3 separate regions of the Homo sapiens genome follow, and regions 1 and 3 are each linked to region 2. A link is a contact called in ENCODE Hi-C or POLR2A ChIA-PET data. All regions are on one chromosome and are shown on one strand. Each heading gives the region's core, a stretch centred on a gene start or an enhancer-like site at or near the end of the contact. The rest is flanking DNA. Distances are from core to core; before and after follow the strand shown.

Region 1 (2,700 bases), core at 162-2,661, 130 kb before region 2:
CCAGCTGGGCAATTTTAATTGGTAGAACTATGTGTCAGATTCAGTTCTGGTGGCCTTTTCTGAGAAATGTGGTCAGCCTTAACCCCTCAGTATGATCTCTGAGCCTCTATCAGATTATTTCCAAACTAAAGCCTTAAGAGTTCTTAATCCAGTAGTAACCAGTAAAATGTCATTGTGAAATAAATGTCTTCCTCTCCTCTTCTGCCATTTCTCTTTGTATACATTGAACCAACTAGAAAACCTCTTTTTTATTGAACTGATTGTCATGGCTCAAGAAACAAATATAATACACTGAGAAGGAATTTTAAAATGGAATAAAATGTGCTCAGTTCTGAAACTGGTATTATATAGCCTTTGGAAACAAGGAAACTTTTCACACTGCCATCTTAAAAATCTGCTGCTAGAACCGAGAAAGAGAAATCCTCAAGTTGCGGGTATACACAGAGGACTTTGTCTATTTTGGCTCATCCTAGTGTAGATTCTTTCTGAAAATAAGGAAACAATACAAAGGAGGGATTGAGAATGTTCACTAGAGGAAAGAAAAGGGCAGGAAAATAGGAGCAGCTTACTGAAGGGAAAGTTTTCTTCTTTCCCAGATTTTATTACACCCTTGACAGCAATAGAAAGTTAATCATGGAAACTACTGCCCCTTAGATTAGAAAAGGCAAACCCTGGAGAATAGTAATGACCTCGGGCTTGCAGCTGCTGCTCATTTTTCAATTTCCACACCTATCGAATCCCCTTGAAAACCTCATCTCAAGTGTGCATGATGGGGGGTTTGCTTCTTGTAGGAGGATGGATATGGATGTGGTCACTGGCCTCAGAATCCCACTTTTTGACAGCTAGGCCTTTCTTATTAGTACCTGGCTGGATTGCACAGACCTTTGAGAATGCACTTCTCCTACTAGCTTCATTCCAACAGCTTGGCTTCCTTATATGACTTAGCAATCAGTGGGAAAGCCATTTTGACTCTTTAGGGAATCCCATGGGTTCTAGATTTGCCTCACTTTAAAATGGATGGTAGCATTGTTTCACCAAAGATTTTAATTTGAGCTTCTAACACTGTTAAAACTCTACTGTGCCTTTGGTCTGAAACTGAATTTTTGGTCACTGCAATAAATTGGGAAATACACAATGAATATGAGAACATGAAAACTGAACCAGGAGGAGGATATTATGTTTACCTCTCTTCAGAGAATGTAATTTCTTGAAGGACAGGTTGCCCATTCTCAGAATAGAGCCCCATAGTGGCCATCGTTAATATTAAGAACAGATTATTTTCCTTGGAACATCTCTCGCCTAGCCTTTTCAAATCAGGCTTATCACCAGCAAGCCAAGCCACATCCATTTCTCAGGCTGGAGGAAAGCTACACTCCCAGGGCTCTGTCACATTTCCCGTCTTTCAAGATTAGAATACAGGGCATTACAGACATTCTCACACATAGTAAAGTCATAGAGTAAGGGGCCACTGAAGCCAACCGAAACAGATGGCGTGAGTTGGTGAAAAGCAAACTTTCCATGTAAAAATGAACAGAAGTTGTGAAGGCCAATGAGCCTGGGACCTACAGACAGGGCCAAGCTTGGCTCAGCCCAGTGTCTGTTTCCCTGTCCAACAGCGACTTGAGTCCCGGCAGCAGCTATCTGCTTATCAAGCTCAGTGTTCATTTATGAAACTTCTCTATCTATATCTCTGGTTGAAAACCTATTTCCAGAGCCAAAATCAAAGCAGAAAATATTTCTCAGACTAAAACGATTCAAAAGAAGTTAATTGGAATTTTGTCTAATTGAGTAATCTTGGGGGAGCATAAGAGATGGATGTTGAGGCCTTGTTGAAAGTCCAAACAAATCTAAAACTTACCGGACTGGTTGGTCATCCTTGCTTTGTCATAGACAGCAATCCACTGTCATTTTTTTTTTTTTTACTTTCATGAAAGGTCCAAAAAGGGTTCTGTTAGTTGTGATGGGGTATTTTCAAATAGGAAATGTTTGTGGTTCTTATCTTTAAAGGTAATTCCCTTTTTTAGTTCCAATCACAACATACTCTTTTGTTTAAATGAGGTTTTTCCCAGTCTCTAGCCAGAAACTGCATCTGTTAACAATCTCTTGGATTTTAAACTGAAGCTTTTTAAACAATGAACCATCTGACCACAAAAAGGCGTCTGGCCATGCTGTATTTGCTTATTGTTAACATGATTTTTAAATCCTGGGAACAGTAAGGAGTAAGTCTTCAGAGAGGAGAAAATAAAGTGGGTGTATACATGTATTATGCTGACAGCAATCTTATCAGCACAGGAAGAAATCATCTTTAATTGCTGTTCTGCTCAGAAGCAAATGTACAAGTTGTGTCACTTAACCAGTCCTTATTAGTATCCAGAAAAATACTTGTACCCCTTCTTGGGCTTCAGAGTTTGCCAAGTAAGTAAATGGGAATATAGACACTGCTAGCTGTGATGACAGCAGATATTTGAGGCAAAGATCAGGATTTGATGATTGTGCCTAATTTTTCCTGCTTAGTTTCTGATCTCTAAAGCCAAGGCTTAAGTAAATGGTATTAGATTGTTCATATTACATTTCTGTATGTGTTGAGGTCTACTTTGGGGAAGGTGAATTTTTACTCTGCTGCTGAGTGTGTTTGATTCTAACTTAATTAAATCATTCAGTAATCTTGCCTGTCATGGCTGCAGCTCAGCTATCATGATT
Region 2 (2,730 bases), core at 144-2,643:
CCGCACTACCTAGCTTTCTTCAGCCTTGCCATGTTCTTCATGGCCTCTGCATGTTTGTACATCCCCTTGCCTTTTCTGGGTTGATCTTCCTATTTCTCACTTCTGACCCTTCTTCCCCTTTCTAACTTTTTTCCACCCTTCAAGATTGAACACAAGTTTTAACTCCTAGGGGTATTTTCTCTGTCTCAGCCCTCATGCCCGCCCCTGGTCTGTCAGGGTCTCTCCCTTGAGCCCCCACACCCCTTCATGTTGGGCTTCTTGGGGCTATTCCTGAGTGGTTAGGAGTGAGAGTTCTGAAGCCAGACACTGTGTTCAATTTCCAGCACTTCATATTGCTGTACGTGTGACCTCGGGAAAGTTATTTAGCCATGCCACCCTCAATCCCTGCATATGTAAACCAGGGCTTATAATAATACCTTCTGATAGGTGGTTATGAAGATTAAATGAGAGATATGCAAAAGCCCAATTCCAGTTTTTGATCATTCTTTTCAAAGTGTCTCACATAATTCTCTGGCTACTGGTACATGTAGATTATTAAAACCAGGGCACAAATTGATAGTGCACTGCTTTATCACAACACTGCTGTTCTGCTAAAACCCTCAGCCACATTTATCTCAGAAGGGCCAGGACCAGATGGACACTATCATTGACTTGAGTCTATAATTATTTGGGGATGGGCTCAAGTCTTGCATTTTTGTTTTTTAAGATACTAGGGTCTTCCACTCTCTTTAGGAAAAAGAGCGAATGCTTTGCCAGCCCTATTATCCTCTGACTGGTGTTAAAGCGCATTTAGTGGGAATGTCATTAACTTTTTCATGGGAAAGATGAAATTGGCCAGCACCCTGTTTCTCCCTTCCAGTTTTGCTGTGCTCCTGGCTGTGCCTAGAGAGGGAAATCCAATGAAGCGTGAGGTCAGGCAGCCCAAGCTCTTCCCCAGGGTGCACTCAGCCAGCAGGCCTCGGTCCTACCTTGAGGCAAACACTCCTTCTAAATGTTTATTTATGCTTTTGAACCCAAGGTCCAATGGGAACATGAAACATATGATTCCAAAAGAGATTACCCCCCACGGATTTCTTCTACCACACACAGAGAAAAGGAAAACCATGTATAAGCCAATAGTTGGGAACTTCTCCAGAGAGCTTCTGACCGCCATGTATGAAGCCCTTAAATATAGCTGTGGGGAGAGCAATGCCCAGGGAAGGCACGTGGACAGAATGAAGGCGCAGGCGTGTATTTTGTTTTAATTTTCTTTTCACCAGACCTATCCTTGACTTTTCACAGATTTCCCCAGCCGAAGAATCAGGATGGATGATAACATGGGAGAAAAATGTTCCACTGTGGCCAATCTGTGTTCCTCCGGAGAGTCACTTATATGCACGTGGATGGGCAGCCGGGAGCCCTGGTTGGACCATGAAGCAGCTGGGGAGGTCAGGCTGCTCCCTGGGAGCTGGGATGGAGTGACCTCTGTCTTTTGGTTCTCTGGCTTTGGTCCCACAGCAGACTGTCACCTCAGATGGCCTCACTGAGTCAGAATGAGTTACTGGCAAGTTAGCAACAGTCAAGCTATATGATGTCCTCCTGTGTCCCCCTCTGAGAACACTGAGAGTCTGACACTCCTACTGCTAGGCTGTGAAAATGACTAAGAAAAATGTAGTAGGGATGGCTTTTTAAAAAGCATGACAAGTTTTTTAGCCTTGCTCAAAAAATACCTCTCCTTAAGGAAAAAAAGCAAGAGGACCTGAGCATAGGCGTGGGGGTGGGAGGGAGCTAAAATACTAATGTCTCTAGGGGAAGTTGCCTTCAAAGGAATATAGGACTGCAGGGTGACTCATGTTCCCTGGAAATGGTTTATGTTCTAATACTGAATCTGTAGAATCACAAAACCAGATTGTATGCAAGCATTTTGCACATGTTCATCATCATTGTTACATGTCACAAGTATATTACTTTTATAACAAAAGTCTTATAACCAAGTTGTGTCTTTACTTTTTATTCTTCCACACTGCAGCTCCCCCTGCCTGGCATGTAGAAGGATAATCAGAGTGCTGGTCCTGCATGAAAGGAAGCTATCACAAACTATTAATGAGAGATGTTTGAGCCATTTTAAAATTGGTGAGAGATAAAATTTTTATTTTTTAAAATTAGAGTCAGCTTGTAGTTATTCACTGTAAAGAAATAAAGAAAAACATATAAGCTTAAATAGTTGGCTTTCGAATATATTTTATATAAATATATTTGAGTGTATTTATTTCTACTTCTGAATATAGTTTTCATCTAGGATTTTGGGAAGCCAAGTAATTTCCTACAAACTAAATGAAGTACATTGACTTCATACCTTTAAAAAAAACCCAAAAAAGGGCCGAGCGCAGTGGCTCACACCTGTAATCCCAGCACTTTGGGAGGCCGAGGCGGGCGAATCACGAGGTCAGGAAATCGAGACCATCCTGGCTAACATGGTGAAACCCCGTCTCTACTAAAAATACAAAAAAATTAGCCGGGCATGGTGGCAGGCGCCTGTAGTCCCAGCTACTCGGGAGGCTGAGGCAGGAGAATGGCGTGAACCTGGGAGGCGGAGCTTGCAGTGAGCCGAGATCGTGCCACTGCACTCCAGCCTGGGCGACAGAGCGAGACTCCGTCTCAAAAAAAAAAAAAAAAAAAAAACCCAAAAACAAAACAAAGAACACTCTGTTTAAACGAAATTGCTCAGAAGCCCTATATGTAAAATAGGTA
Region 3 (2,700 bases), core at 184-2,683, 210 kb before region 2:
TTCCCTTTGAAGTTCACTGTGATTCCGAGGATCTTTGCTTCAGTTTACTTTGGAAGATTGGGGCTGTAGCTGATTCAAGATAACTGGAGCAGGTGTCTGGTGACAGTTTGCAAAGGGTGCTGTGTAGACCTAAGTTCTGTGCCTGGCATGAGAAACCTCTTTGTCTTTCTTGTATACGTTGGTTTAAGTTCATGTGGATCACTATGAGGGATGTTAAATGTTTTGCATTTAGATTCTTCCAAGTTGGCAGGTGCAAGGCAGGCCTGGCTGCTACCACAGACCCCTGACGTGCTTCTTTCTTCCTTGCTCTCCTCAGGAAGGTCATCCTATTTGAAGAGATACTTTTCTGTTAACTGTGGAAAAGCCAGATGTCTCACTTTAGGCAATAGTTTCAACTTCGTTTCTTCCCATGTAGTTTGACAGATCGACCTCAACCCTGACCCAGACAACTACTAATCTGCTTTCTGTCTGTATGGATCAACCAGTTCTGGACATTTAATATAAATGAAGTCATGTAATATGTGGTCTTTTTTGATTGACGTCTCTCATCTAGTTTAATGTTTTCCAAAGGTTCATCCATGTCATGGCATGTATTGGTACTTCATTCTTTTTTATTGCAAAATAATATTCTGTTTTATAGATATACCACATTTTTTTTTATTCATGGACATTTGGGTTGTTTCTACTCTTCAGCTATCATGAATAATGCTGCCGTCAACATTTGTGTTTAAGTATTTGTGCGAACATGCGTTTTCACTTCTCTTGAGTAAATACCTAAGTATGGAGTTGCTGGGTCATATAGAGACTTGGTGTTTAACAATTTGAGGAAATGCCAAATGGTTTTCTAAAGTGACTGCACTATTTTATATTTCCACCAGCAATGAGTGAAAGTTCAGGTTTCTCCATATCTCATGTGTTTTTTAAACACTGTATTCTGTTGTGTTTATAAAATGTTTCCTCTTGTCTTCATAGATGAGGGAGTCAGGGACCTGAATGATAATTTTGGAGGAAATGAAACAGATGAAAGTGAAATAAATTATTTTCATATTGGCTCAGTGTAGCTGTGGAAACCTTTCAGCCCTGAGCCTACAAACCTTCCTGTTTGACTGGATATGACATTACCAGGAGTTTTACTTTCCTGCCTTTATTGTCCCTGGAGAGAAAAAAGAAATATGTCTTTTCCACAGCTAGACATGGAAGGTTCAAACAAATATAAAGGACCCCTGAGTTATTAACAATTCCATGGGAACATGTGCTTGGTGTATGCCCAGAATAGTTCCTTTCAAATGATTCTCTTGGTGCTTCTGCACTGTTCTTCACCAGAGTGTAACATAAGAGCTGAATCAAGGCTTGTTCAGTCAGTGTTTGGAAAAGAAGTGGTGGCTGGATGCTGGTCAGCTGGCTTGGGCTGTTGGCAAGCTTGCCACCGACCATGCTTTCTGCAGGCGGCAGCCGCTGCAGGCTTGTTAAAGGCCTGCACCAGGCCGAAGTGTTTGCATTTGCCCTGTCGGAGCTCAGGATAACAAGGCCTTTCATAATCCACCACAGTAGTAAGCAGGCAAGTCCGGTGGCTCTGGAAATGTCCCAGTACACCAGCCAAAGGCAAAATCCCAGCTCCTTTGCCCTGTGTGACAGCCGCGGGGAGTAGGCTAGGGTGGGGGTTGAGGTAGATAAGGAAGGAAACACCAAGGAATGTCATTTTTGTTACATAAATTGATAACTCCAAGTGCCTTCTCGCTACAATTGATTGCTTTGGGTCATATATTGACAGTAAGCAATTTGATTATTTGCCTGCTGAAATGACACTATAGCATGAGAGGTCAGCCTCTTAGGACAGCCTTTCTCACGTTCCTCTCATTTTTATTCTTGCTGAGCGGGACCATATGAATGACAGGCTTGTTTGCGAGGGTAGATTTCCATTCCATTCATGCACCTTGCAGACCCAGTCACTCTTCTTGTGGGTGGAGTTTGCTACACACAGGTGGAGTCTAGAAGGTGAGGTCCCCAGGGCCTCCCAGCCCTGTTTGAGCTGATTTTCTCTTCCTTGAGTCTTGTCCAGCCATACCTCCTCTGACTTCCCAGGGTCCCTCCCTAAAATGCCTTACTCACATGAGGAGAGGACCCTGCATTCTGACCTCCTCTCCATTAATGCTGCCTGTCTCAGGCACAGTTTTTCAATGTACTGTGTTATTTCTGTATTTCTGTCAAGTCAATATCATGCTTTTATTAAAATGACTTTGAGTGTGTGTGTGTGATATTTTTGGACAGCTGCCTGTTTATTATACTCATGCACATTGTCTGTATTTCATAGAGTAGGCAAAAAAAGGATTTTAATCAATTGCAAGAGTCAATTTCAGGCAGGACGCAGTGGCTCATGCCTGTAATACCAGCACTTTGGGAGGCCGAGGCAGGTGAATCACTGGAAGTCAGGAGTTCGAGACCAGCCTGGCCAACATGGTGAAAGCTCTTCTCTACTAAAAGTACAAAAACTAGTTGCTCGTGGTGGCATGTGCCTGTAATCCCAGGTATTTGGGAGGCTGAGGCCGGAGAATAGCTTGAACTGGGAGGCAGAGGTTGCAGTGAGCTGATATTGCACCACTACACTCCAGCCTGAGGGAGAGAGCGAGACTCTGTCTCAAAAGAAAAAAAAAAAAGTCAATTTCATATCACCATGAAGTATTGGAATTCTTTAAGATTAGA

What was found. A loop is a pair of places that touch in the nucleus more often than their neighbours do. ChIA-PET counts read pairs that join two places held with the same protein, here RNA polymerase II (POLR2A). Pooled maps may share reads with other maps.
Region 1: a pooled map of heart left ventricle shows a loop between it and region 2 (5-fold over the local background). The contact joins two enhancer-like sites. A Hi-C loop is called at or near these places in 3 of 50 pooled maps. POLR2A ChIA-PET finds 5 or more read pairs at or near these places in 2 of 52 experiments (activated CD4-positive, alpha-beta T cell and activated T-cell).
Region 3: POLR2A ChIA-PET joins it to region 2 with 19 read pairs in OCI-LY7. The contact joins two enhancer-like sites. POLR2A ChIA-PET finds 5 or more read pairs at or near these places in 3 of 52 experiments (BJ, OCI-LY7 and T-cell).

What each region holds. Positions count from the first base shown.
Region 1 is chr14:59,292,658-59,295,357 of GRCh38, forward strand. All of the region lies in intron 3 of DAAM1 (dishevelled associated activator of morphogenesis 1), which reads left to right. Among named protein-coding and RNA genes, the nearest start is that of DAAM1, 110 kb to the left of the region's middle. Within about 2 kb of position 1,412, at least 6 of the 41 ENCODE cell types and tissues checked have a DNase peak (open chromatin) inside an H3K27ac peak, as active enhancers do.
Region 2 is chr14:59,426,923-59,429,652 of GRCh38, forward strand. No RefSeq gene overlaps it. Among named protein-coding and RNA genes, the nearest start is that of GPR135, 37 kb to the right of the region's middle. Within about 2 kb of position 1,394, at least 10 of the 41 ENCODE cell types and tissues checked have a DNase peak (open chromatin) inside an H3K27ac peak, as active enhancers do.
Region 3 is chr14:59,214,083-59,216,782 of GRCh38, forward strand. All of the region lies in intron 1 of DAAM1 (dishevelled associated activator of morphogenesis 1), which reads left to right. Among named protein-coding and RNA genes, the nearest start is that of DAAM1, 27 kb to the left of the region's middle. Within about 2 kb of position 1,434, at least 17 of the 41 ENCODE cell types and tissues checked have a DNase peak (open chromatin) inside an H3K27ac peak, as active enhancers do.